Linked DNA regions of Homo sapiens: regions 1, 2, 3, 5, 6 and 7 are each linked to region 4. A link is a loop called in an ENCODE intact Hi-C map of the cell type or tissue named here. Cell type or tissue: endothelial cell of umbilical vein. All regions are shown on one strand. Region 1 overlaps DYM (dymeclin). Region 2 overlaps CTIF (cap binding complex dependent translation initiation factor). Region 3 holds the start of CTIF-AS1 (CTIF antisense RNA 1). Region 4 overlaps CTIF (cap binding complex dependent translation initiation factor). Region 5 overlaps CTIF (cap binding complex dependent translation initiation factor). Region 6 overlaps CTIF (cap binding complex dependent translation initiation factor). Region 7 overlaps DYM (dymeclin).

The links. Peaks named below come from ENCODE experiments on the same cell type or tissue, not always from the same donor. Only the 100,000 strongest peaks of a DNase experiment are listed, where the experiment ranks them.
Region 1: a loop joins it to region 4, with 8 times the contacts of the local background. A loop is called at or near these places in 72 of 110 quality-filtered maps.
Region 2: a loop joins it to region 4, with 5 times the contacts of the local background. A loop is called at or near these places in 59 of 110 quality-filtered maps.
Region 3: it touches region 4 in a loop (5-fold over the local background); 17 of 110 quality-filtered maps call a loop at or near these places.
Region 5: a loop joins it to region 4, with 4 times the contacts of the local background. A loop is called at or near these places in 13 of 110 quality-filtered maps.
Region 6: it touches region 4 in a loop (2.4-fold over the local background); 18 of 110 quality-filtered maps call a loop at or near these places.
Region 7: it touches region 4 in a loop (12-fold over the local background); 67 of 110 quality-filtered maps call a loop at or near these places.

The regions. Positions count from the first base shown.
Region 1 is chr18:49,176,552-49,180,551 of GRCh38, reverse strand. All of the region lies in intron 14 of DYM (dymeclin), which reads left to right. Among named protein-coding and RNA genes, the nearest start is that of MIR4744, 130 kb to the right of the region's middle. In endothelial cell of umbilical vein, a CTCF peak has its summit at 1,568 (motif pointing right); a DNase peak (open chromatin) is centred at 3,351.
Region 2 is chr18:48,779,870-48,783,869 of GRCh38, reverse strand. The region is part of intron 9 of CTIF (cap binding complex dependent translation initiation factor); the gene reads right to left. LOC107985147 (a long non-coding RNA gene) reads right to left here. Exons shown (of 2, transcript XR_001753444.2): 2 at 3,716-4,000. Among named protein-coding and RNA genes, the nearest start is that of CTIF-AS1, 60 kb to the left of the region's middle. RefSeq lists enhancers at 1,433-2,064, 2,695-3,326, 3,959-4,000 and a silencer at 2,692-2,874. In endothelial cell of umbilical vein, no CTCF peak of the experiment used is centred here; a DNase peak (open chromatin) is centred at 2,399; H3K27ac peaks cover 1,673 bases.
Region 3 is chr18:48,840,567-48,844,566 of GRCh38, reverse strand. The region is part of intron 10 of CTIF (cap binding complex dependent translation initiation factor); the gene reads right to left. It overlaps CTIF-AS1 (CTIF antisense RNA 1), which reads left to right and starts at 2,689. Exons shown (of 3, transcript XR_935449.3): 1 at 2,689-3,078. RefSeq lists an enhancer at 1-29. In endothelial cell of umbilical vein, no CTCF peak of the experiment used is centred here; DNase peaks (open chromatin) are centred at 1,896, 2,846 and 3,026; H3K27ac peaks cover 2,214 bases.
Region 4 is chr18:48,679,172-48,683,171 of GRCh38, reverse strand. All of the region lies in intron 6 of CTIF (cap binding complex dependent translation initiation factor), which reads right to left. LOC105372107 (a long non-coding RNA gene) reads left to right here. Exons shown (of 4, transcript XR_007066460.1): 3 at 20-215. Among named protein-coding and RNA genes, the nearest start is that of MIR4743, 11 kb to the right of the region's middle. In endothelial cell of umbilical vein, a CTCF peak has its summit at 2,131; a DNase peak (open chromatin) is centred at 2,061; H3K27ac peaks cover 1,279 bases.
Region 5 is chr18:48,833,314-48,837,313 of GRCh38, reverse strand. All of the region lies in intron 10 of CTIF (cap binding complex dependent translation initiation factor), which reads right to left. CTIF-AS1 (CTIF antisense RNA 1) reads left to right here. Exons shown (of 3, transcript XR_935449.3): 3 at 2,315-4,000. Among named protein-coding and RNA genes, the nearest start is that of CTIF-AS1, 6.6 kb to the left of the region's middle. RefSeq lists enhancers at 1-613, 614-1,514, 3,977-4,000. In endothelial cell of umbilical vein, no CTCF peak of the experiment used is centred here; a DNase peak (open chromatin) is centred at 2,453; H3K27ac peaks cover 760 bases.
Region 6 is chr18:48,755,642-48,759,641 of GRCh38, reverse strand. It overlaps CTIF (cap binding complex dependent translation initiation factor), which reads right to left. Exons shown (of 12, transcript NM_014772.3): 8 at 1,237-1,723. Among named protein-coding and RNA genes, the nearest start is that of CTIF-AS1, 84 kb to the left of the region's middle. RefSeq lists enhancers at 974-1,562, 1,563-2,151. In endothelial cell of umbilical vein, no CTCF peak of the experiment used is centred here; no DNase peak of the experiment used is centred here.
Region 7 is chr18:49,236,612-49,240,611 of GRCh38, reverse strand. All of the region lies in intron 13 of DYM (dymeclin), which reads left to right. Among named protein-coding and RNA genes, the nearest start is that of MIR4744, 190 kb to the right of the region's middle. In endothelial cell of umbilical vein, a CTCF peak has its summit at 1,951; a DNase peak (open chromatin) is centred at 1,981.

The DNA.
Region 1 (4,000 bases), 500 kb before region 4:
AATTTACAATCATTTATCAATTTTCTTTAAGTTCCTTAATGTGGAGTTTACCATAGGCTACTTTCTCATTTCTAGAATATTGACATTTGTTGCCTGTACTGTCCATATAGGTTACTGATAAATAATTGAGAAAGGTGTTCACTTTAACATTGTTTTCCTATTTAAATTCTTTATTTAATATGATTCCCATTTATGAAAATAACAACTAATCACTACCAGAGAACGAGGATGGGCACTGACATCTATAGTTTTCTGGTTTCAAAAGGAACACAGAAATTAAACTTCATTTTGAATAAAAGCTGTCCATGATTTAGATAATAATTTATATCTCTTATCAAGAAAAAAGTCTTCCTTACAAAGATAGACTTGTATATTCTAGCTTAATAAATATTTACTTTTTGACTGAACAGATTAGATTCTTTAATCTGGGACTGTTTGTTTCTATCTAACTAGCATTGTTATCAGACTAGAGTTAGGTTTTTCCATACAACAGATCACTTGACAAATAATTAAATACATCTATTATACAAAAGTAAACTGGAATTAAATACTAACATTTATAGTCTAGGTCATGTAATTTCCTCTACCAAAAGTAAGGAAAATATTAACCCTCTCCACTTTAGTATAAACTTTAAAGAAGTTCAACAGATTCATGCTTTGAATAAAGTATCTTTTGCTTTCTTTTTTTGCCTTAAGTGGAAATGATGGTGCTGGTAGTAAGAGATTATTTTACTGTTGCTATCTCTGCTGATTAAGAATGAACAAAATATCAAAGCATTTACATACAGAGGAAGCAGTAGATACTTCGTGTTAAACAGACCTTGGGCAATTTACTTTCCCTCAGCTCCCTTCTCTGTAAAATAGGGATAGTAATATCTACCTTATGTTGACAATGATTTCTCTAAAGACCCAATCCTGTATTTGTTGTGTAATAGATACTCTATAGATGGTAACTATAAGCCTATTCATCGTTGTTGTCATCATCATCATCATCATCACAACAAAATAACTTTATGGTTTTGACAGACCTGAAGATATATTGTGTGGTAACTATATATTCCAAGTCAAAAGTTGTGACATGGTTTGTAAGCAAATGGTAGAATCACATTAGGTGACATTTTAAGTACTCAGTATATCAAGAAACTTTACAGTAGGTGTCTTAAATTGGACACTGTTCAAACAAATTAGAAATGGAGACACTCTTTAAGCCTAATAGATCTTTACTGAATATTGGTCAAATCTCCTTATCAGTTGTAATTACAGTACAGTGAAAAGTCTGTGTAACCCAAAGCTACTGAGCTTCAGATTTTAAATAACTCATAGCAAAATAAAGTTCAGTAATAGTCTCATACATGAAGGCAGTGAGATCATTATGGAATGGAAAGAGCACTGGATTGGGAGTCAAAAGACCAGAGTTGTTCTGGCTCTCAGAAAGCTTTGTGACTGTGGTCTAGTTGTCACCTCTCTTGTTTTTCATCAACACTCAAAGAAGGGAGCTGGATTACATTGTGAAGATCCCAAATATAATGTATCAATGCCCTTCAGTGTGCTGTAATGGGAATTAACTGTAGCTTTTGAGCCAGCAGAGGGAGCACGAAGCATGAATTTATGTCTGGGTTTTAGGAAAATGGGGGCGTGGTGGGGGGGTTACATGGTTAAACATTAATTACAGTTCTTAAAATAGATTATTTCCTATCAGGTTATACCCAACTTGATTTGATCTATAATATTATCTGGAGATGGTGGCATTCTTAAAACTACTGATAGAATTCTACCTCTGTAATTATCGGTAGTTATAATAAAGGACTATATTCCAAAAGTACATTTAATCCATGGTTATTTCTGAGGATTACTATCGTTTATTTTCTCTATTGTTAGTGTATTTTTATTAGAAAGAATTATAATTTTATCATTTTGGAAATATTCTGTTGATATTGAAATAACTGGGCTATTTGAAACCATAAGAATCTTTAAGTGATACATCATTTATCTAGCATTCTTGGGAATTGTGCAGTTCCACATATTTTCCAAATAACAAAAGTATGTTTCACTAAAGCGCCACCTTAAAAATGTTAGAAAGTATTTGGGATAGAGATCTTGCTATTGCAGACTTTTAGGAGTTTGAAGTAAAGACCTTACACACATTTGAATCTTTTTCTCATTGCTGCAGGGTTGTTGATTTGAGCATGTACTGATGTACTAAACCATAGTGGAATTCTGAGTTTGCTCCTTCTTTGATGTTGAGGCCCATTTTTCTCTTTTTGGTCACACTACTCTTAGATTTTTCCCATTTCCACATATTCCCATTCTGGTTTTCCTTTCTTCTTTGTTGCTTTTATTATTTAGAAGCTTTCACTGAGGAAGCCAGTAACTGAGCTTTCTGAGAACTGTGTTAAATTAAGATTCTAATTTAAGGCCTAAGGAGTTAAATCCATGGCTTTCCTATAGGCATTGATAACAACTTCATTCATGGAAATTGTTCTCTCTTTGTGGTTTCGGTTTATGTATTAAGAGGTTGGAAAGGGAGCTACTTCTTTATTCAGGATGAGTCACAGTAGAGATGGGTTTCTTATGAAGTTACTGTAAATATATGATTGGTTTTGTGGTTTTTCTAAAAAGTAGTTTTAGAACTTTAACTCAAAGAATATCTTATCCACCAGTCAGTAGATAGTTTATTTAAAAGGAAAATGAGGGATCATTAACCCACTGAAACCATTGGTATATACAGGAGGCATTGTGGAAGTGTTAAAAGAAGAAAAGAGGAATGGACATCTGTGCCCTTGAACTTGTATTCACATAAGAAATGAGACAAACCTACAAACAAAAGATAAAGGAAGACATGGGAAAAATGTGTAGGACAAGTATAAATTAATAATTAGGTACACAAAGATCAAAAGGAAGTTGAAATAAATGGATAAAGTTTTTACAGACATAAGATTTTTTTATAGTGATGAAGCTAATAGGTGTTGAAAAAAGGCATTTACCAGTAAAGACCTATAATTCCAGTTAAGGCTTCCTGTTCCTATGGCCATCCCAAAGACTAATTATATTCACTAAATTAAGATTAAGGGCTAAGCAAAAAAGAAATTTCAAAGTTCCAGTTGAGATTCTCAAATTAAGGGTCCAACACCTGGGAAATATTTTGGCTATCAATTGTGTTATAACGTAGTTATAGGTACTCTGCAGCATTTCCCCAAAGTTAGCAGTATCATGTTTCCTGTGACTATCTTTGTAAAATCTGACATATAGTAAACATGCTTTATTTGGTAGGTTTCCCCTGAGAGGAAATTTCTTTACACTTAGGAAGTGCCTTATGACCTGTGATAATAATAACTTCTACCCTGCCATCCTGGCTCCTCTTGCACTCACTGTGAGGTCATTCCACTTTCCAAATGAATTTTCTCTTTCAATGTTATTTCGATCCCAATTATTCCCATAAATTAGTGACACTGTGCCATAGGATTTTTAAAAAACTGGACAGATTTGCTATTTCCTTGGTGTGCAATTTTCTCAAGAGACTAAGAAAGGGTCACCGAAAAAGACAACCAAACTTCTTTCAAGTCAGAAAATCTCTTTCTTTACAGAACATAATTTTCTAATAGAGAAAATACCATAAAACTTCTAATAAGATCGATATCTTTAGAATTGCATACTAATTATAAAAAATTAGACTTTCATCGTAGTTTAGTTTATAAAGGATATATACATTTTTAAAATCCATTGTCCATGAAATATGTATAAAAGGAGTAAAGTGCTTTTTAGATAAATTACCAATTTTTAATTTTGTAATTTTTGCTAAATAACATTTCTGACCAAATCTAGTCAAAATTGGAAAGAAGCCAAGCACAGTGGCTCACACCTATAATCCCAGCACTTTGGGAGGCTGAAGTGGGAGGATCATTTGAGGCCAGAAGTTCAAGACCAGTGCGGGCAACAAGGCAAGACCTCATCTCTGCAAAAAAAAAAAAAAAAAAAAAGCCAGGCTTGGTGACACGTGCCT
Region 2 (4,000 bases), 100 kb before region 4:
TGGGTGCCTCTGGGGCTCGGTGGACTGGGGTCAGAGGGCGGTGGTCGGCAGGCAGCGCTTGCCTGGAGGCAGCCTCCGCAGGTTTCCCCCGGCCTACGGGATGGTGGCAGCCTGCGGCAGACAGCAAAACACTGAATTCCCAGCCACGTGGGAGGAAGTGTCTCCAGCCGAGAGGATAGAGGAGGTGGGGTGGGGTGGAAATCCCAGGTGTAAAGATGAACTGGCAGTTCAAGCTGCAAGTTACTGTCAGGGTGAGGCATGCAGCCCCAGGGTCGGAGGCCTCCCCAGGCTGTACCCCACACACTCAACAGTTCCTCTTATCCCCGGGCTCCTCAGTGCCAGGAGAGCTGGGTATCCAGGTGAACCGTGCTGTTCTGGAACCAGAGTCCTGAGCTCCAAGATTTATTGGACTGGTAAAATTTGAGGGTTGCCCACATTTTATTTTGCTAAGCATTTTTTTTTTTAAAGCTTCATCCGTCATATCATAAAAGAAAGGACAACTTAATGCCAATATGGTAGGAAGGATGCAATCTCAGAGTAGTAGCCAGTCCTTCCCAGAAAGGGCAGTCGACGACTTTTCAAGTCATTCCATACATAAGCCGTGCTGGTGCAATGTAGACCAGCTGTGGTTGGTGGACTGGCCCCTGGGAGCCCCCCAGCTAGGCCTCCCAGGTGGTCCAGACCTGTGGTGGCCTACATGGGACCCTGTGTCTAACAGGCCTGGATCCCAGTTGCTCTTCCCAGCTAAGACATCAGCCTTTCCCAGATAGGAAGGGAGGGACAGTACACCCTGTCATTCACTAAAGGTTAGGACCCAGGACAGGTAAATGTTAATTGGAGATGAAGGAGAAAAACATCTGTAATCTGGGGTGTTCTGGGAAGCCAGGCCTGGGCAGGGGAGAAGGGTCTACAGGCGAAGCTCCCCACTTCCCACTCCTGCCCCATGGGCTCTCTGAGTCTGGTGGCTTGGTAGCCAGTGGAGTGGGGGTGGGTGGTGGCAGCTGCCCCGGGCCACAGGCGTGGGCATTCCTCTTCTAAGCTCCACACTCACACTCAGCCCTGTTTATAAGGCACAGGAGCCAAGGAGTCTGTGTGGCCCCGCCAACTCAGCCCGGAGGCCCAGAGGAGGGAACCCAAGCCGAGGTTGGACTGAACCACATCTCATGCCAGCCCCAGGACCTGTCCGCCTGCAGCTTCCCAGAGCCTCGGGCACCTGACCTGTGGCCCTGTGGGTGCACTGAGGGCCTGGGATCTGGGCCAAGGAGGGGAAAGCGAATGCTGAGAAGGCCTTGTGGGTGGGTGGCATTCATGTCCCCTGGGCGCTGCACGCTTTAAATAGCTCAGCTTCTCTCCCGCTCACAGTCTTGTCACCCCTGCCAGCTCCTGCCTGAGTTTCCACATCAGAGAGGGCTGATTTCCAGGTCAGGATGGGGAGCGGGTGGGGGGACAGGGGGACCTGGCTTCCTTGGGTGGCAGAGGCTCAGGAGAGGAAAACAGAGTGCTGCCCCCATCCCTCTGCAATCAGTGGGACTTTATGCTCCAGGCCAGGCAGGGGCCCTGGAGCTTGATGGGCAAGGGGCTTCATATGGCTTCCCCTGTCTCCCTGGAGAAGTCCATGCCCAACCCAGGCCACCTTCTACTTGAATCTGCAAGCCCATGACCAAACACCCCCACCCAGAGAGCTCTTGGACTTCACCCTCCACGCCTGCCCTGGGTCCTGGTTCTGGCAGGGCTCACTTGGCTGGGCCCGTGACCCACCCCTGCCTCCATGGAAACTTCTGGGTCCCTAAGTCTTGATCCTACCCACCCCACCCTCCTGCCCACCACTCAGCACCTAGTTCATCTAAGGCAGGTCTTTAATCAGCAGCCCCAGCCCCTGCTTCAAAGCAGTTTGAATCAGTACAACTCTTTAACATTTACGTGGCACTTTACAGTTTACAAACTATTTTCACGTCCTTATTTCATGCGTGCTATGCAGAGCAGTTATAAATAATCCCCATTTTACAGCCAATGAGACAGAGACAGCCAGAAATATTAGGGGAAGTATCCAAGTTCATATGTCAAATTAGTGGTACAATCCAGACCGAAACCCAGGCCTTTTACCGCACTAAGAATGCTTCCTCTCCTGCCCCCATGCCCCCTCCCTTTTCTACTGTTTGACAAGGGGGAGAGGAGGGGAGACTAACACAAGACAAGGGGAGGAGAGGGGAGGGCCACGTGTCTTCTCTCCCAGGCCCTGAACCCTGCTGCTGGCTCCATAGGTCACTTTCACAACCCAGAACAAAAATCTCGCTAGATATGGCCTCAGACCGCCCGGCTCCAGCCACCCTCGCCGGCAGACGCATGCAGATACACAGAGAACGGGCTGTTATCTCTCCTCTCCAGCCCGTTTCCTCCACTTCTCAAACAGCAGATTTCTTCCAGCCTGGCTGCCTCCCCTGGTCACCACCCACAGCCACTGGCCCCTGGGGCCCGGCCAAATCCCCCGCACCCTCTTTGCCCTAGACTGTGACGCCGAGTCTCTGCTAATCAGACAGTCGCCTCTGCCCTCCCAGCCGCCGCCCCCAGAGTTCCCTGGAAATGTCCCTTCTGCAGGCCCGGCCCCCGCTGCGGCGCACGGCTTTGTCTGCACACACAGCTGACTTGTGTTTGCAGGGACAGACAGGGGCTGGCGCTGGGGCCGGAGCCAGGAGGCACTAGGAGGGTAGAGCAGATGGGGAAAAACACAAAGTCCAGAGGACAAACTTTTGCAAGCAAACCCTTTGGGGTCATTTGGGAGCCTGACAACAAGAAGAGGGGGGCTCACAAAGCCAGAAGCTCCGTGAAGGCAGGGATGGGGGGGTCTTCGCCTTCTGTGACTCCCCCAGCAAACATATTGGCTTGCTAGTCTTTTGCGATCTGAGTACAGGAAAAATCATGCCAGCTAGGAGGGGATGGGATGACAGAGGAGTCCAGGGAGAGAGGGAGGGACAGATGGGCCTCCTGAGGCTATCAGCACGCCCCCCTCCTTAAGCCCTACCCCTGCACTCTGCCCTGCTAGGTACACAGAAGGAGATCCATAAATGCTGGTCATGCTGAAATGGCCTCTGGCCATCTTGCCCCTGTGGGGCCCTTATTCCACTGGCTCCCCAGCACGCTGCCTCTTGTGTGCGGACCGGCAGGAGGGAAGCCTGGGAGAGTGGCTGAGACAGCCCAGCACACCATGCATGCATCTTGATGCATGCTACATGAAAGGATCCCCCTTTATCAGGCAGAGAACCCAGTGTCCACAGTGCCCCGCCAAGCTCGCAGGGAGGGACACGCATGAACCGACGCGGCAGAGGTGCGTGTGCCACGTGCTGGATAAAGTGTCCCTCACCCTCCCACAGTCTCCCTCCAGCCTTTGCAGTTTTGAGCCTGATTTTGAACTAACACCGGGACACCGAGATGACGGGGTCATGATAAATCAAGTTGTATGGGGGTGGGAGGAGTTTTTAGCTTTTGTTTTGAAAGGCATAGCAGCACAGTGAAGAAAGCGATTTACAAGGTGGCTCTTTCTCCGGGTAGCACTCTGGGCTGTGTGCTGAGGAAAGCTTAGAAGGGTTTCTAGAGGACTGAGCAACCCAGGCTGCCTTGGCTCACACCCCAGGGTCCTCACTTCTTAATCATTTAGTGTTAGAAATGACATAGCGCACAGGCTCTAGTTTTTTTTCCTCTCTCCCTCTCCCTTTTTTTCTTTGCAGGCTTGGCCTCTTACACTTAGTGATCTGTAAGGAAGGGACCAGTTAAAGGTGCCATCACCCTTCCTCCAGCCTAGACAGGCAACGGAGGTACACAGCCTCATCTGAGACACAAGCTGCTTCCTTAGGACTTCTGCTGCTGGAACCTGTCATGGGAGACTCTGCCACCTGACCTCCGGGGCTGCATGCAGATGGTGCTCACAGATGCCCATACCCCACAGACCAGGGCCCACCTTCACCCAGAGCTGCAGCCTCCAGCACCTAGGGCTGCCAAGTGGAAG
Region 3 (4,000 bases), 160 kb before region 4:
GCGGACCAGGCGCCCCAGAGGGAATAATTAGCCTCCTTCCTGCCGGGCTTGCAAACCACCCCGTACAAAGTAGCGACAGTGGATGTCACATGGGGGATGCTTCATCCCACAGCTGGCCCGGGGGCTGGAAATATAATTTGGGGCTCAGGGTAGACACCAAATTCTTCTGGAGACATTGGATCCAGAAGGCAGGGCTACAACTCCAGCGGCTTCTCCTGTGGACCAAGCTCCAGCTAGTGGCCTAGACAGGGGCTAGTTCTGTTCACAGTGCCTGCAGCCAGGAATCCCCAGGACCCTGGGGTGGGTTTGAGACTCCAGGGAAGCAGCTGTGCCTGCAGCCAGTGCCTCCCAGCTTCCCCTTTAGGCCCTCCCCATCCCTTCTGGAAGCTTCTTCTGTGCTCACTGCCCCCAGTCCAAGATCCCTCCTGAGGAGTGAACAGGAAATGCCTAAGGCAGCTCTGAGGTTCCCCTTTTGAGAGGGGGCCTCTGAGGGTGAACAGCACCTTCGGAATCCTCATGCTCACCTGGCTTACATATTTTGAGTGGTTGTTCTATGTGCTCTGTGTGTTTTTAAAGATCCATTTGATCTTTCTACCAGATGATCTGAGTTAGGCACCACTGCAACGCTCTTCATGTCACAGCTACAGAAACTGAGGCACAGGGAAGGAAATGATTTCTCCAAGAGCACACAAGTAGGTAGAAAAATAGCTTCACTCCTGCTCCCCAGTGAGTGCCCACATAAATAGGCTGATGGGGAGAGGCCGGCCAAAGGTGGGGTGATGGCACATCTCGTTTGCCTGGAATAGTTCCAGTTTTCACCTGTCATCTCAAAGTCATTAGTAAAAGCATCCTTTCCACTCTCCAAACTGCCCTGATGTGGATCATATACGGTCACCTAGATAAGGGAGGGGTGCTGGGAGGTTGGGAGTTTTTCCCAGGCCTCCCAGATCCCCTGGGTAGTCCACAGCCCTCTGGCCTATTCCATTTCCCTTCCCCGTGCCTCAGGGCCCCCATTATAAATGGGGCCTCAGGGCCATCTAGGGGCTGGGTAGCTGGGGTGGGGAGGAGGGCTCGAGAGGCTACCGAGTGTCCCATGGCCTAGAGATGGGTGGTTATCATCACAGGAGATCAGAACTCCTGGCTCGCAGGCGGCACCTGAGCCTGCAAGCCCTCCCCACTCCGCAGGGAACAGGATGGAGTTATGGTCACTGGGAACACTGGGCACAGCTCCCTGCTGGAGCGCAGGGCCCTGGGGAGGGCAGATGGAGGAGAGAAGGGTAGAAGAGCAGTTACGCCCAGCCCCGCACTGGGCAGCCCAGTCAGCAGTGCCTGGCCTAGGGGGAAATCTCTGACCCTCCCCACTGAGGCCACCCTCTCCAGGAAGGACTGCACTGTATGTCTGACTCTGCACAACAGAGCTCCTTGAGACAGGGGATAGTTTGGGCAGCCAGGGGCCAGTCCTGGGGCTTGGGGTGGGTGGGAGGCTCCCCTCAAAGGCTCACAGGTCTCTGAAATCACAGGTCCCTCCACAGCCCCGACATCCACCAGGCTGGGACCCCGGGCAAGCAGAAGGGTAGGGCAGGGGGCTCAGGCTGCCATCTGCTTCTGGCTGAGCCTCCTCCCTGCCCCCAGCTCCAGCCCCTTCCCCCAGTCCCTGCCCCTGCTTCTGGCCCCTACCTCCACCCACCTGAGGCCTGGACTTGACCTTGCTGGCTGTGGGGGCAGGGTGTGATAAGTGTCTCCGTGGAGGGAGCTAGCTGCCTGCAAAGGCATTTTCCGCTCTCTAAAGTAAACAATCAAACAGGAAATTAATCGAGAAACCCACATCAACGGAAGGTTCAGGTTGTGATTTTCACAGCCCCAGAGCCAGGAAATTCAAAGTTATAGTTCCCATAGTAACTTGCCTGTAGAATCAGCGACTGCTGGGCTGGAACAAGGCCCTGTGGGGTCACCTAGGCCAGCCCTGGCCTCTGGAAAGCATTGCCCAGCAGTAAGTCTGAGAGTCTTGGGGGTAGGCTGCTCTTCTGAGGCGGAACATTAATCCTGGGAACACTGTGAGGCCAGGGCTCTCCCTTCCGCGCTAACAGGAATGGGCGCTCGGCTGACCTCTCAAGGATTCCGTTGACCCATCTTCTATAATATATTCCCGTATTCCCTCTAGCACTCCCACCCACAGGCCTGCGTTCTATGAAACGGGAATAATACTCACCAGGCCTCCTGCCTCACAGGCTTCAAGGCAGCCAAGAGCGGGGCTGAGCGAGGCCTGGTTTTTCACACTCAGGCCCCACCACCCTCGTTCTACTCAGTCCCATGAGGCCTGACCTCCCCATCCCCGCAGCCCCTGAATCTTGTAATTGGCATTGGCCCATCCCCTGGTTGTTTCTCTTCCAAGAGACGTTTCAGTTGACTGACAAGTCCAGGAGCTTCGAAAACAGCCACCAAGGCAGCTCCATTACTTGAACGTCCCCGTCTCTCCAACCCTCCCACCCCCTGGCAGGACCAAATACATTGATATTAGCTGAGTGCACACTTAACTGCCCCCGATTGAGAACCAGGTAGATTTAATGAAACCGGAGGCAAAGCCTCCTCCACCTTCCAGTAGGTAGGGGCTGTGCGTCTTGGGTGGAGTTCTCTTTTGTGTGTGAGCGCTGAGGAGTCCCTGCCTGGCAGGAAAGGAGATAAGGGCGTTGGAGCTCAGCCCCAGAAGGAAACAGTCTGGAATCCTTCCCTGAGAGCCACCCTGCCCTCCCACCCGAGATGGCCACTGATAGCCGCCTGGCCTTATCAGCCAGGTGCGGGACCCCTGGGATAACACCGGCTGAGGAGACAGTGAGCGCTTCCCAGGCACCGGGCTGGTGGGAGAGGGGCCTGCCCGCCTGCCCGCCTGCCTGCCCACCAGCCTGGCCCCCGAGCCAGCGTCTTGAATCGAGCAAAGCAGTGGCAAGACAGAAGTGGCGCCTGCTGGAAAGAGACAGAGCGTCTCCTTGATTTCCTAACAGGCCCAGCCATATGCCAGGGGCGGACAGGCCAGCTCAGAACGCCGGGCCTGGCTTGCGAAACAGTCCTTTCCTCCTCTGGGTAAGCTTCCCTGGGGGCGACTAAACCACAGTCCAGCCACTCAATTCCCTAGAGGAGCTGGGCTGAGCCGGGGCCACGAGGGCGCTGCCCTAGGCAGAGAGGTTGAGTTCTCTGCTGTCCCAGAGGGAAGCTCAGGGAGGGCCCGGCTGCAGAGGCCACCCATCAGCTCAGAAGGAGGGCCTCCCCATGCCCAGAGCCCAGGGGCCGCTCCAGCCACTGGCCCCTGCTTGCTCACCAACTGGGCACAAGATTATCTGCAAGGCTATGCCAACCTACAGTTCCCTGAGACTGGGAAGAAGCTTCTTAGAAGATTGTTTATGGGATGCCTACATTAACCAGGTGCCCTCTTAAATGTAGGGGGCTTTTACCAACCTCAGACTTTACAGAGCATGAGTCAGGGAGGGCATAAATAACGAGCAAGGGTCATTGGAGGACTTAGAAAAGGGACACACTGGCCCACTCCTCTGCCACCAAGCACGGAATTTTGAAGAAACCTTTGCTTAAACCATGTTCTTTTTTGCATGATAATCTTGGCATGCTGTATTGAAGAAGGATCAACACTTGTAGTAGCCTGGTTTCCAGACAGAGGTGCCCATCTTCTGGGGTGGGGGTGGGGGTGGGGGTGGAGTGAAGCCTTGTGGCAGGAGCTGGGTTGGAGGGCTATCCTTTGGGTGAGGGAGTGCAGCTGGTTCTGCAGTGGGTTTGGGCAGAATGCAGTAACCAAGGACCAACTGGGTAGGGACAGCTGGGCCGGAGACAATTAAGCTCTGTTACTGTTCAGAGAAGAATCGGGCTGTGCTAAGGGCATAATTAGCATTGTGCTCAGAGGAGCAGCCACCCATTGGAGGAGCAGACAGGCCTGGGCTGAGAAAAGGGCCTGGGGCTGCCCAGGGTGTCAGTAGGGATTTGGTAAGTACTCTTT
Region 4 (4,000 bases):
TTTGTTGCTTTATTCCCAGGGAGGCTTCCCCCTGCCACCCAGTGTGCTTCGGTGTCAGCGCCCGCCGCTGCAGAGGTTCTGCACGCAGGGAACAAACTCCTCTCCCTGTCGGCCTCTGCCCAGCACGCTGTGGATGGTTCATCTGCCACACACACAAAGCAGTGCGCTGGAAGGAAAGATCTGGAACACTGAGCCCAGGGCTTCGCCCCATCCAGGTGGGTTGCCCCCACATCTCCACCCCAGGTGTTGGCTTTGACCACCTGGAAATACGCAGCGTCACTGAGGACTCTGCTGAGGTTTCTATCTTTGGTGCAAAGGGAATGAGCCTTCCAGAAACCCTAATCCCCAATGGCCCGCCCAGGGCTGTCGGGACCCAGGGGTCCTCTGAGGCATGACCAGTGACAGGAGCAGTTGCTGGAGTCTGGGGGACCATGTTGTCCTTGAATCACCAAACCATTTGCAAATCCATGTCCTGGGTTGTCAAACAGGGCACAATTCTTTGTCCTTCATTTGAGCAAAATAATGGTAAAAACCAACCAACCAAAAATCTCAGCAGCAGATAGAAGGGGATAGGGGAAGGTGATGTCAGTGACTCCCTGAACTATCCAGAAGTAGTGAAAAGCCAGTGGCCTGCAAGTAGGTCGTAAGGCAGTGGTTCTCCAACTGTTGCACGCATCAGTATCACAGAGGGCTTGTTAAAATGCAGACCACTGGGCCCCTCTCCCAGAGTTTCTGGTTCACTGGGGTGAAGATAGAACACAAGACTTTGCAGTTCTAGCAAGTCCCCAGGTGATATTACTGCTGCTGATCAGGGGCCACACTTTGAGGACCTGTGCAAAGAGCTGCAGAGGTGAATAAGATACGCTTTTGGCTCCCGGGATCATGTGTGTTTCAGGGAGAGATGCATGTGTGGGTGAGGCATGCATGTGTACCAGTGATGTGGAGGGGCAGCTGTGCTCTAGGAATATATTAAGTGCTGGAGGAGCCAGGTGAATCAATAAACTAACGCATTGGAAAAGTCCCTTATCAGGGAGGGCTTCACAGAGGAGGTGACCTCTAAGCAGAGTCTTTGAAGAACAGGTGTGGGGCTGGGCACGGTGGCTCACACCTGTAATCCCAGCACTTTGGGAGGCCGAGGCAGGTGGATCACCTGAGCTCAGGAGTTCAAGACCAGCCTGGCCAACATGGTGAAACCTCATCTCTACTAAAGACATAAAAATTAGCCGGGTGTGGTGGCACGCGCCTGTAATCCTAGCTACTTGGGAGGCTGAGGTAGGAGAATTGCTTGAACCTGGGAGGCGGAGGTTACAGTGAGCCAAGATCGAGCCATTGTACTCCAGCCTGGGTGACAAGAGTGAAACACCATCTCAAAAAACAAACAAACAAACAAACAAACAAAAACCAGGTGTGGGGCAGGCAGGCAGGTGGATGAGGTGGGAAGGACACTGAAGGCAACTGGTGCTGCTGGATCAGGGGCTTGGCAATCAGTCACCAAGCTGAGAGCACAGACAGACTCGGAGTCACAGGAAAGAAGCCGGGGGTGCCAGCAGGCCCTGGGCTAAAGGAAAGTCCAGGGTTTTCCATAGGCCCTGAGAATCAGTGAAGGATTTTTAAGCAAGGCAATGAGAAGTTTGCCTTTCTGGGTCTCTCAGTTTCCTCGTCTGTAATGGGGTTGTAGGTGGAAGTTCTGGGTCTTTTCCAGCCCTGGCAGGCTACGAGTCAATGGGGAAAGGAGGGAAAGAGTGGTAGCATCCAGCTGGGGGCCCCACTCTGGAGGTAGCCCCTTGCAAAGGACAGGGACCCAATGGCCACTCACTCACTTGGTTTGTTTGGCCATCGGCTGCCTCCAGATCCCTGGCCCAGCCTGGGAAGTGGAGGCAAGCAACTGACGGTGTCACACACACTGTGAATCTCTCCTGGGCCTGACCCCCCAGCCCCCCTGGCTGTATAGAACAGAGGGGCCTGGGATTGTGCAGCAGCTCACAATGGAAGGAAGAGGGTGTAGGAGGGAGGTCCCTGGGCTGACCCTGGTATTGTTCTTGGGCCAGAGGAAAGCTTCCTCCTGCCTGGCCGCTGCAATGCTGGAAAAACGCCTTCCAGCCAGTAAGAGTCAGTGTGTCCTGGGGGGGCCGCCTGCCGGCGGGTCAGCCTGGGAGCCGAGGCCCATTCACAAATGCCTGCTGGAGAGCACGTAGCCCTGTCCGTCCCCGCCCCCTCCACCACCACTGCTCCCAGTGACAGAAGCAGGGGGAAACTAAAATAACTGGGCTTCTCCGCCCCTAAACTCACCGCTGCCAGGAAGGAGAATGAGACCAGAAATGGGACATTGGCTAATAAAGGAATAATGGATGCTTCACACCCTTGGCGACACCTTCCTCTTCCCCCAAGCCCCGGCGGCTCCTTCCACAAAGGACAGAGGAGGGAAGATGCTGGACCGGCAAGCAATCTCAATCAACCAGGCCTGGCCCAAGTCATCAAGGGCATCGCCAAATTGGCTCAGGGAGTGGGAGGATTAAACCAGACCCTGGAAACTGCTGAAGGACAGGGACGGCAAGGCTGCGGGCTGTGTGGCCCCATTCATCAAAGCGGGTGGACGTGTGCAGGGTGGGTCTGCCTCTGGGCATCCGTCGACAGGGCCACTCAGGCCAGCCTGGGGCCTGCTCACTGTGTACCGGGCACCCCTGCTGGCCTCTTCTCAACCCTGAGCTCATTCCTCCAGCAGGGCTAGGCCAGCAGCTCTTTGTCTGTGTGATGGCCTTGGCCCAGCTGAGACCTTGAGGAAGGCTGTCCTCAATCTGGCCTTCTTTGAGCCTACTGTCCCAGCTCCCTGTCCCATGCTGGCCTCAAGGCCCTACTCCCTGAAGGATTAAGCCCTCTGATACTCATCAAGGGATTCTGGATATGGTCTGGCCCAAAGTAGGGCATGGACAGATGACCTCTCCACTGGGGCCAAGTCCTACTTTTAAAGGGCTCTAGCCTTTGTCCCTAACAAATAACAAAACTTCTTCCCTGGTGCCTGGAGGGAGATCCTGGGAACTCCCTCTTGGTCTCCAGGAGGAGGGCATAGGCTCAGTCAGGCCCTGTCCCACGGCTTCTGAATCCTCCTTCCATCCTGCATTTCCTTGCTGGAGAGCATTCGGCTGAGTCCCTATTTGGTCAGGTCCCAAGACGTCCAGGGCCACCCCCAACTGCTCTCCCTACATACAGTCTCCCCTCTCGAGGACTCCTGGACTCCCCCACTCTCAACAGCCTCCTTTTCTCCTGACCATAATTCTCTTTCTCCCCATAGGTCCCTCTCCCCTCCCAGGCCACCCCCCAAGGCCCAGTTCCAGGTCTACCTCCTCCAGGAGGCACAAATGCATGGAGGGGCATAAAAAAGGGGAAAACCTCAAAATTGGCCTAGAATCAAGACCCCCAAAAAACCAAGAAACCTCTGTGGGCTGATGTGGTCTGATTTATCCAGAATAGTTTCATGCAGGAGGTGAAATTGGAACAGGGCCATGAAAGAGGGGGAAGATTTGAGCAAGAAAGAGGGAAGGACATAAGAGGAAAGAGAAATGGGTGAGCAGAAGACTCCCCCAACAGTCTTTTCTGTCTAAGGTCAAGGGCAGGAAGACAGTCACCCTTTAGGTCTCAGTCTCAGGAGGAGCTGGGGAAAGCCAACAGTCCCTGCCCTCCATCTCCCACCCGCCAAGAAACCCACAGAAGGAAGCTGTTGGACCATCTCCAAGCGCAGTTCTTATCTGCCAAGCTTGCCAGTTCTCTGCCTGCTTCCAGATGTGACTACCACTTCATGAGGCCACATCACATCTGCAGAGTGTTTTTTAAGTTCAAAAATCCCTGTCATTATATGAACTGGTTTATTGTATTTTGACTCTTAGCACAGCTTTGCAACGTAAGTTGAACAGGTATATGACCCCCAACTTTACAGCAGAAGAAATGGAAGCTGGAAGAAAATTATTTTGGGTGAATTACACAATGTTCTGTGTGCAAAGCAGAA
Region 5 (4,000 bases), 150 kb before region 4:
AGACAGCCCCCTTCTCGCCCCCACCCTGTGAGGCAGGCACCAGTGCTCCCTTGCTCTAGGGAGGGGCTCTCGTGAGCACAGGGATGAGGATTTGGATCCGAGACCATGAGGCTGTTGTTCCTCCCTTTACCAATGTGTGTATGGGAGGCCCCGGGAAAGGAGACCCCCCAGCCCCTGGGCATTGGATGGGAGCCAGGAGGAGAAAGATGAGGTCCCCAGTCCTTGGCAGCTCGTAACCTCTGGACCTCACTCCTTTGCCCCCAGGCCAGGCAGTGCAGGCTTTGCTGTCAAACCCTGGCTGCCTCAGTTTCCTGCCCTTCCCCGCTCCTTATGCGATGGGAAGGGACAAACAGCCCAAATGTGGGCAGGGATGCAGGACTAGTAGCTGACAATTTCCCAGGGTGTCCCACTGGGCCCCGGCGCCCTCTCAGCAGGCTGATGGCAGGTGATGTGGACTAAGCAGGGGACACACTCACAGATGGCATCTATGTGCGGTGCCCAGGAGGAAACCAGAGGCACAGCTTGGGTGGCAGCAGAGCCAGCACCAGAACTCAGATTTCCTGACTCCTAGCTGGTTGTTCCTGCACCAGGCAAAGAGGAGAGGAGTGGAGGAGGAAGGCCTGGCTAATCCTTACCTGGGCATGACCAACGGCAGTCTCCTGGGGCTTCCCACCCTGCTTCCTTGCCCCTCTAGGGGAATGGCAGGTGCTGGCAGTCCAGGGGGACCTGGTGGGATGTTGGGACCTGGAGGGCTGAAGTGATGGGGTTGGTTGGGGATCTCACTCACTGGTGCCTCATAATCGCCCAGGCCTTTGGAGTTGAGGTGTGAGAAGCTGGAGGGCCTGCCCCATACGCATCTTAGGGGGCAGCAGGGTGGTGGAGGGGTCCCCTAGATGCCAGTGGTGACCCCACTGTCCTCCAGGCAGAGCAAGCAGGGCCCACACAGCCCTTAGAATCAGGCCTTGAAAAAGACCAGGCTGAGCATGGGGACCCTGAAGGGCAGCCCAGGGCCTCTCTGGGGGCTGCTGGCTGTGCTCAAGAGGGGGCACCTGATGGGACCACGTCAGCTCCAGGAGAAGCACAGAATATACTTTTTAACTCTGACTTTGTTGCTGGGATCTTGAATGCTCCAGAGCACAGTGGGAGCTGCCTCTTTAGAGAAGCAGCTGCTGGGGGAGGAGGGAGGTGGGGCCTGGAGGTGGGTGGGCTCCAAGGCAGTGGCTCCTAGGGCGGGGGTATGCATTTGTGCCTTCCTGCAGCAAATGTTCATGGGCTAGAGGGCCTGGGGCCATGGGGACCAAACAGCCCGGTGCCTGTCCCCAGGCCACCTACAGTGGGGGGCAGAGGGGTAGAATGACAAATGCAAACAGGGAGCTGGGAGGGAGCCCCCTTTGGATGGATGAGGTGATCAGGGCAGGCTTCTCTGCAGAGGAAACCCAAAGGTTGAGTAGGGGGCAGCCAAGTCAGGGGTGAGGGCAGGTGGGGGGCTTGGTGGGAAGGGACCATGACCGACAGCTCCCACACAGTCCCCTCTCCACACCTGGCCTGACATGTCCTACTTGATCCTCACATAGTCCCATCACTGCTTTATGGACCACGCCAGAGGGGGGAGATCAGATGATCTCCAGTGTGCCCAAGGCCACTCATGGGGGTCAGGGAGCTGATTCTCAAATCCAGGAATATGCCTTGAAAGTCTGGGGCTCCCTTCTGCACTGTGCTTATAGATGTGGGATCCTTAGCTTTCTTGGGAGCATGGATCCCTTTGAGGATCTCGATGAAAAATCTGCACCTCTCCCAGAAAAATGCACCTCTGCACAGGTTCACAGATGTCTGCATACAATTTCAGGGTTCTCAGACCCTGAAGGCCACCAAGGGACCCAAGTACATGAGCCTTACACAGCACAACCTAAATCGTCAATGGCAATGTCTCAGGAGTGTAGGACAGTGACTGCCTCTGTAAGACCATCAGCACAGCCATGGCCACACATGTTGTCTGGAGGATCAGGTGGCCTTTTTCTGTGGCTTTTGAGGTTGAGGCTGGGTACCCTTGTGGCTAATGCATAATGCCAGGATGGCCAATAAAGACACCATAAAAATTCCCTGCCGTGTGCCTGACACTGGACAGATTTAATCTCCAGGTCTTCTGGGAACCCCGCAGAGGCAGGGGCTGTTTTCTCATTTTACTGATGGAAACTGAGGCTCAAGGAAGTGAAGGAATTTGTTTCAAGTCCCAGGCAGTACCACGAACATGGGATTTGAAATCACGCAAGTCTGACACGCAAACCTTGGTTCTTTCCTTTTTCCCTTCTCACAGAGGGTGCTTTTCGCTTCCCGGAAGCTGGCAGGGAGTTCCTCTAAAGCGCAGGTTGGAGTGGTCAGAAGGGAGCGAACTGACAGCACGAGGAAGGCTCAGCGCATGCCAGCTCCACTCACGGGAAATGACTCACTGCAGCCCTGCTGCTCTCGGGCTCCGGGGGACACATCCACATTTCCTGTATCTCGGCTAGAGCCTTGGGCAGTGTGAGCTGGCAGGGCAGATCGCTGAAGGCGGCTAGAGATAGAAAACCACCCAGCTCTGCATCCTGAGACAAAGAAGCCTTTCCCTGGGCTCATATGATAGAGGTACGTTGCCTCTGGGCCTCAGTTTTGCCATCTGTAAAATAGGGTGAAGGTCAGACTAGATTGGGCATATTCAGTGTGGGATCCCCCTAATGACGGCATCAGCATCACCTGGGAAACTGCAAATTCTCCTTTATGACAGTGGCTCTCAAACTTTAATGTGCATTGAAACCATCTGGAGGAGAGGAGCGTTTCCCACTTGAGAACCACACAGCGGGATCAGGGAGGGGCGAACTATAGTCCACCGGCCAAATCTGGCCATGGCCTGCTTTTTATGGCCCATGAGCTAAGAATAGTTTTTTCCATTTTTCAGTAGTTGGGGAAAAAAATCAAAGAATATTTTGTGACATATACAAATTATATGAAATTCAAATCTCAGTGTCCATAAATAAGGTTTCGTTGGCACACAGTCACTCTCAGTCATTTGCATATCGTCTACGGCTGCTTTTTCCGCTATGAAGACAGAGTGGAGGCGCTTGCTCTCCTGGTTACATGCTGCTGCTCACGCCCTACACCTCGCAGGGATGTGGTTAAACTCGGCTTTGCCTCTTGGCCTGCAGAGCCTAAAATATTTACTATCTGGCCCTTCATACCAGACATTTGCCGACCCTCATCTACAGAGAGAAGGGAAAGGAAGAGAACGGGAGGGGAGGGGAGGGGAAAGGAGGGGGAAGGGGAGAGAAGGGGTTTGTGCAAGAGCTGGGGTCCCTTCTGGGGAAAAAATGAGCTGTCAGGGGCTTTTGGAATCTGAGAGAGTCCTGCTCTGCGCTGGGCCAACATTTGGAATCTTTTGCACAGTTGCTTTGAGGGTGATCTGGAAGGCCCCTCTGACCAATAAAGACCTTCCCTCTTGCCTGTATGAAAACCTAACATTCCACTTCTAGAGCAGGGGCTCTTACCTGGGAAGCCCCCCATCCAGAGGCCAGGCTTCGGGGGTTCTAGGTAAGCTTTTAAGCATGCAGGTGTTTTCTGGGGAGAGTTTGGTGGCGCCAGTGACCTTCCCTACCCCTCCCAAATCCCAAGCACCCTTTTTGTTCCTTTGGGGCACACATTTTTCTCTCCCCACCCCTCCTTTCAAAATGTGAAAGTCCCCGGAAGGGGGACACTGTGCACCTACATCTTCCTACCTAGGAAAGGGGTGAGGTGATCTGATGGGACTAGGCAGGCTTTAGGAACGTCCAAGGAGTCTGAGGAGAGGTGGAGGGCGGCGGGGGCAGGGGGGCATTTAGAGAGAGGAAATGGGAAAGAGGGCATCTTTCCCAGAGGGCTGCAGGACCTCCGAGCCCACACTATCTGTACTCATCCACTTCTCCGCATCAGCAAGAGGCATCCAAGACTCGCAGCCCACACGGCTACCCTCCCACCCTCACTGGTGGGCACT
Region 6 (4,000 bases), 76 kb before region 4:
TGAGTAACTGGGGCTCAGGGAGATTAGGTGACTTGCCCAAGACCACCCATCCAGTCAAAGGCAAAGTGAGGTCTGAGCCTGCTCAGCTGCGCTCTAAAGCCCGTGCTGTTTCCACTCTGCTGCCCTGCAGTTACATTTAGCAGAACTCTAGAGGACTCGGTGGAGAGGATACTGGGAGCAGCATCTCATCTTCAAGAGTGGATCCAAGAAGAGGTCTGACCTGCCTTATCCTGCCTGAGTGTGGACCCTGGGCCTGGCCTCTGGGGCAAGAGCTTGAGGAGAGTCGGCAGTAGGGGAGGATGGAGGAGAAGCCCAGAACATGGAGCTCTGCGGAAGCCCCAGGAGGAAGCCTCTGTAGGCCCTGCTGCTGTGTGGGAATGGCTGTGGGCAAGTTGGCCTTTCTTGGGACAGTTCCTCTCCAGGGTGACCTTTCCTGTGCCCCTGCTGGGCAGTGGGGTCGGGGGTGGTGGCACTGGGGTGAGCACAATGGACTTACTGCTGCAAGTACAAATCCCCATCCCTCTTCTGGAGGTTTAGGGTCATCTCCTGAAGCTACAGGCCAGGCCAGGACCAGGGTGCAGAAAGAGCCTCCTGGGAGCAAAAGTAAGGAGGCCTCACTCTCGGGTTCATGCTGGCACAGGTAGGCACCTGCGTGATGCTGAGAATGGAGCCACCTTACGGTGTGCACTGTAGAGCACTCCCTGGCCTCTGGGTGATGAAGGCGGGAAACAGGAAGGCTGGAATCAGCCTGCCCCCACTCTGAACAACTCACCTCTGCTCCCCATTCTGGCAGAGACCACTGCCTGGATGGTACTCACCTGTAGAAAAGCTTCAGTTCTTATTTCATAAGCTCCATGTTTCCCCAAGTGCTCTTCAGCACAAACAATATCTAACCCTAGAATATGCTCCCTGCACCTCCCCCATCACTCCCAGGCATGCATCTCTTCCCCCTACTCCCTTGGGCTGGGGGCTGGTTCCAAGTGCCCACCCTGGGCCTCTTGGAGTTTGGAAGGTGAAAAGCCCAAGTGTGCTGGAGGGGTTCATGATGGCCCTACCTGCTGGCAGTGGTGGACCAGTGTGGTTGGTCCCCACAGTGACCGAAGCCCCTGCTTCCCTGTACATGGCTCCCTAGACCCTCAAACCCACAAGGCTCTGCACTGTGCCCACCTACCAAAGTGCCTACCTCTTGCTGTCCTCCCTGGTGCAAGAGAAGAACAAAAATTCAATTACCGGTACCTTTTCCTTTAGCCTTCGCCGCAGTCTGTCTTTGGAAGACTGGAGCAGGGTAATTTTGGGCCGCTCCCCGATGCGCTCGGGAAGAATACTGTCTTTACGTTTTGTCTCAACCTCTGGCCCCCCTGACTGCTGTGGGGGCAGCCGCTCAGAAGCCACCGGGGCCAGGGTGTCAGGGCTGCGGGGGGCCTCAAGGCTGCTGTGCCCGGTGTCCCCTGCAGTGTCCTCCAGTTTTGGGTTCTCGATGGTCATGGTCTCTTTGGCATTGCGGTGTGCGCCTGCCTCCCCCTTGTCGCCTGGTGGGTGCTTCATGTTGCCATGGTGCCAGCGCCGGTTCTGGCTGTAGCCATGGTGAGTGGGCCTCCCTGAGGGGTGGGGTGCTGAGCCCCCCTGGTAGGATTTCTGGTGGTCCCTGTTGTGTTTGGCACTGCCTGGCTGGTGGTCACCATGCTGTTGGGGCTTGTTGCCCCCCGGAGGTCTCTGCTGCCGCCTGCAAACGGAAGAGGAAAGACAGAGAAGGCGATCACTGGGCGGGCTGGTCAGAGTCCCTGTGCCCAGCCGCCAGAACAGGAAGTCATTGCCTTGTCCATATATTCATTCTTCCAACAAACACTTCCTGAGCACCTTCTACGTGCCAGAGTCTGTGACAGCCCCTGGGGATACAGCCGAGAACAGGCAGACCGGTCCTTGCTACTGCAGAGGACCAAAGCCAATTCTTTCCTTAAAATCAGTACTTTATTCGCTTACTAGAATATGTGTGAATGCAAGCATGTGGAACAAAATTAAAAAGATCCAGTAGCAGATAACAGTGAACCCTCCTGCCTCTGACTCTGTCATCACATATGGCCTTTGGAAGCAGCCGTTCCACGTGTGTGAATCTTCCAGACATATTCTATGCATGTACCAGCAAAGATGCATACGCAGACCTGCTTCTTACAAGCACCTTCCTATGAATGACTGTTCACCATAATGTTTTTTGAAAAGTTATATCCCTTTCAAACAACTTTTTTTTTTTTGGAACATTGTCATTTTCACCCCCAAACCCACAAACTACATATGCTATAACAAGTTTTCATGGGCTAAATTGTGTCCCCCATCCACCCCGCAAAACTTCATATGTTGAAGCCTTAACCCCCAATACTTCAGAATGTGACTGTATTTGGAGATAAGACATGATGGATCACCTTTAAAGAGGTGATTAAATTAAACGAGGCTGTTAGGATGGGCCCTAATCTGAACTGACTAATGGCCTTATAACAAGAGGAACCTTTGACACACAGAGACACCAGGGAGGCTGCATGCCCAGAAGAAAGACCACATGGAGACACAGCAAGAAGGTGACCATCTGCAAACCAAGGAGACAGGCCTCAGAAGAAACCAACCCCACCGACACCTTCATCTTGGACTTCCAGCCTCCAGAAGTGTCAGAAAATAAAATGCCTCTTGTTTATGCAGCCCAGTCAGTGGTACTCTGTTACAGCAACCTAGCAAACAGATACAGAAGGAATATTTAACATGATGGGTGTAGGTCAAGACAGGCTCATCTGACAACACTTTCTAAGCACAGGGAACAGGTGTGAGTTGTGCAGCAGGAACAAACCCCAAACTTTTGAGTTGTGGCCAAAAGGCAAGTGAAGGGGTGGTGAGGGACATTCTCATGACCCTTCTGGCTGGCTCAAAGGCTGCTTCCTGCCACTGAAAGCACTACTATGTTCAAACTCCATTTTACCCTCAGGGTGTTTTCCATGCCACAACTTTACTGGAAGTGCAGTTGGAGCACAAGATAAGCATGAATTCTGCAAAGGTTGTAAAATAGTGGAAAGATTTTGCAGAAAGATAATGTTAGCTTCTAAAGAATAAGCGCTGCACCTCCTCCGTGACCTATCTTGGGTACCACAGACCTTCATTGCATTGCATGTTATGAACAAATTGTATTTATTTACTTACAACTTATTGCTTATTACTTATATAAATTCAATTTTAATATTTACTTGATACATTTTTATCTGTGAAAAATTGAGGGTATCCTGGGTTGGGGTTAAATGCATTATTTTTTTCCACTAAAATGAATAAAATTTTTTTTTTCACTGAAAAGCCTCCATTGAAAAGCTTAGTAGCTCATTATCCCCAATGGGGATGACAGTCCCTTTGACACCACCCTGTTGGGGTGCTGGGTACCTTGTCACTGTCTAGGCCCCTCATTGGGCCTCCGCTGGAGTGGTGGGTGGGGGTGTGGCTACAGTTCCTGCAGAGGTGTTTGGCTGGAGGAAAGTAGCTACTGTCTCGAGTTTTCTGTCTTGCTAGGCTGCCCCTTCCCTGGTCCTCTGGCTAGAAAGAGTGGACTTTTGTTGGGGCTCCGTTTGTCTGCTCAGGCCTCATGGTGTTTCTGGGTCTCCAGTTTCTTTAGCTCCAAGTCTGGGATATCTGAGCCAAGAGGAAAACCCCAGGAACTCACCAGTGTGTCATTCTTCAGTTCCCAAGGTCCCTGGCCTGTCTGTCTTCTTTCTACCTTTCAGAGTCTTCTTAGGTTTCTTTTTATATACAGTGTCCAAGGTTTGGGGTTGTCTATATTTATTTCAATAATTTAAGAGTCATTATTAAAATATCTGTAAAAATCTGGTACCCTGAACTGAATCCTGCTGACTAGGCATACCCTGGGCCCTTCTCAGGAGGCCTGTGTGGCATTTTTCATCCTTGGTGTCCAAGTTCAATCTTGTTGGTTTCTGATATACATTCCTGGGCAAAAGCACTGTTGCCTTGACACTTG
Region 7 (4,000 bases), 560 kb before region 4:
TATATTTGGCATCATGAGTTTGACAACTTCCTAATAATTTAGACTTTTGTTATAACATCAATGATGTTAGTAAATATGGATTTTAAAAACTATTATTTGATGAAATGTGTCAACATTTGGAAGATCTGCATAATTCAGTGAACCAATATCTCTCAAATGACTAAAGGGGCTTTTTCATTAACTGTATTAATGTTAACATGTAATGTGTTTATTATTAAATTTAAATGAATTAGTAAATATTTAATATTTTCTCAGTTTTAATATCTGTCAGTATAACTGACATATGAAAAAATTCTTTGGGGTTCTCATTAATATTTTTAAGAGTTGAAAGGGGCCCTGAGAAAAGTATAAGAACCAGCACTCTAATGCCCTTTCAGGATGAGATAGGTAGAGTGGATGTGAGCATGTCTGTATTACAGAGTTCAGTGTATATACTTTTAAATATCTACTATTTCTGAATTATACCTTCCTTCCATCAGTATAATCAATATTTAACTATATTTGTATTATTCATGCTTCCATTTAATAAATATTTATTGAGAACATAGTTATCAGAGGTTGAAAGAGAAGGGGTATACAGAATATATAAATCATGTTTATTCTCTGTAAGAGCTCATGGTCTCTATTCTAAAAAGTCATAAAAAAACAATGTTACTGTACTAAATTGCCTTTTAAGTTTATTGCTTATCTTGCCTGGGTGTGGTTATGAAATAAATTTGTTGCTGTTGTCTATTTCTGTGTAACAAACTACCCCAAAACTTAGTGGCTTAAAACAACAATTTGTAATGACCTCCACAGGGCTTTGGGTTGATTGCTTAGCTAACTGATTCTCTACTTGTGGTCTCTTGTTTGCCATCGTAGAGCAGCTGGGCTGGGTGTCCAGTGTGCTCCCATCTCAAGGCTGGCAGTTGATGCTAGCTGGGAGATCTGTTGAGGTGTTGCCTGGAACACCTCAGTTCTTCTTCTTGTGACCTTGCTATGAAGCTTGGCCTCCTCACCGCAACGCAGGCAGGTTCCCAAGAGGGGACATCCCAAGAGTGGCAGAAACTATAAGGTTTCTTATGGCCTAGCTCAGCTATCCCTGAATGTTACATTTTATTGGTCAAAAGCAGGTCACGAGACCAGCCCAGATTCAAGAGGAAAGAACCACAGAAGGGCATAAGTGCTGGGAGATGTGGTTCATTTGTGGCCATCTTTGGATGCTAGCTGCCACAAGACTGCTAGGAGACTGTTGAATTAAGTTTTATAAATTATTGCTTATTGTAGCTGGGAAAATGAATACTTTCATTCTTAAGATCAATATCCAGGCTTCTGTTCAAAATAGAAAATTTAAGCTGAATCCATTCAAATGCTATTCTTTGCATTTTTTTCCTTTAATTTACATTTGACATTAACATTCTCTCCCTGACTTTTTCCCATAGTTTCTTCTGATGAGCAGGAAATGTCCACTATCTAGTACAGGTGTCTTCACTTATAGTCAAAATGGAAGAGGAGCAAGTGCACAGAGTTCCTGTAAGATGCATGTTCATGTGGCTGCACTTGCTGGCCACTGAGTTGTTGATATTGACCAAATCTTGTCTTTAGTCTGAGAAAATGTAGGGCTGTGTTATCTTGTGGCAGTGTGGCAGGCTGGATGTTCACTCTGACAATAACAGCTCAAGTTCTATACAAGAGAGGCTGAGGGGCAGCATTTGGAGGGTGGAGTTTGAGGGTTGTTTGCAAGTGCCATTTAAACAGCATTCACAGTGTCTCCAATTTGATTATGTATTCACAGTGGCTTGGAAATCTGGCTGGAGGAGTGTTTCTTTTTTTTTTTTTTTGAGACGGAGTCTTACTCTGTCACCCAGGCTGGAGTGCAATGGCATGGTCTCAGCTCACTGCAACCTCTGCCTCCTGGGTTCAAGCGATTCAGCTGGAGGAAATTTGATAGGGAGATGCTTTAGCTAAAGCTCCCCCTTGGTGGTGCTGTTGCACTATAACTTCCAAAGAAAACATCTTTTTTGTTGCTCATTTTTTTAAGCAAACATTTTATTGGACACTAAGGTGCACCAGGCTCTGTGCTAGGCTTAGGGGAACTAATACAACAGTTAATATCCTTATAGTCTAATCCTGGCTATTAACTTTCTTAACATCAAGAGTGAAGAAATAATATTATTATATACTATTATATTAAATAATAATATTAATACATAGCTAATTAATTCAAGCCAGATCCATTGCTGCATGTAGACACTATGGAGGCAGTAACCAATTTGCCTAAAGATGATGCATTCACAAATTTCACAATTTTAAAGGTTACTTAAAAGGGTATCACATAGCTCTTAAATATAGCTTAAAATGCACAGTTTAAGTCTAATAAGAAAATTGCAGTTTAAAACTTCACTGACATGCTATTTCTTACCTATCAGATTAGAAAAATCCATTTTCCAGGTTATGTGGAAACAGACCGTCTCAAAATTTTCTGGTTGAAGTGTAAATTGGTACAACTCCTATGAAGAATGTGGTAATATCCATCCAAATTTCAAATAACATCACCCTTTGACCCAGCAATCCTACGTGCATTTGTGCAAAATGACAATGTACTAGTTTATTTTGGGAGTATTTTTTATAATAGCAAAAGATTAGGAACAACTCAAATATCCACCAACAGAGACCTACTTAAATATGGTACATTGATCTAGTAGTGTGCAGCTGTAAAAAAAAAAAAAGAGTAAGGTACTGATGGAAGGCTCTTTCAGATATATTACGTGAAAAATACAAGATATGAAATAATACATGTAGTATGTGATTAGTGCAGGGGAAAATAATATTTGTTTGCATTTATCTTTGTTTACATGCAGAAACTCTGGAAGGACACACAAGAAACTGATAAAAGTGGTTATGGGGTGGGAGGAGAGCTAGCCTTTTCACTGTGTATGTTTTTCCTCTCATCTCTTACCATGTAAGCACCAAAGGGGCAGTGATCTTTATTTTTTTCACTAATGGTATCCTTATAACAATACATGGCACATAAATATTTTTAGAATAAATGATTCAAAAATAACTCAAAGAACAAAAGTAACATAAGCTGATTACAAAAAATAGAGACAAACTTGAAGCCAACTGTTAATATAATGTCTGCTTCCAAGTAATCCTTAAATTGATGTCTTGTTGTATAACACTCTAGATGATTTTCTACTTGCGTATATGCAATTTAAAAAAAAAGTTTTATAGGCATTTTCCATAATATAATCTATGTTGAAAGATATATGGCCTCAAAATATCATTGAATTTATCCAGTGAATATTGCTAATGCCATATATTACGACATTTAAGTTGTTTATATAAATGCATGTCTAGACACATACAAACAGCTCTGGAAAGAAAATATTCACTCATGCATCAGAGACAGTGTATGACAGTGTGAACACTGGAATGGGAGACCCACCTCCATTTCTTGCCAGCCGTGTGATCTTGGGAAGTTACCTAACCTTTCAGTGTGTACAGTCCTTTAGTACTTGTCCCATAAAGTGATTGATTCCCGGGTTCCAAGCAGGAGACCCTTATGGATAATTTGCTTAATAAAATTGAGCATGAAGATACCTGGATAAGCAACTGCAGGAGAGTTTCTCTCTTCAAGAGGGTAGGGCTAGGTGAACTGCTCCCAGATCTGATGTGTGTCTTGAGCTTCGTTAAGCAACAAGGAAAAAGACTGAAAGTCTAGCAGGAGCAAGTTCAAGATGAGGGACCACTGATTCCTTGGTTCACCTTGCTAAGTTATATTTGCAAAGAGCAGATGGTTTGGACTAATCTGACTCTCGCGTGCATGTTGTTTTCATCCTCTACCTCAGAGGCTGGGAGTTCTGCAGGCCCGGCTCCTACGGAGTGGCCTTTTGGGAGCAAGTTCACATTTTCCTATTTACTTACGTTGTTATTTTTAAAAGACTTTGTTTTCATTTCCCATTGTTAATTGGCTCTTGGAATTTACCCCTGCCTATTTCCCTTCCTGAATCTTGCCATT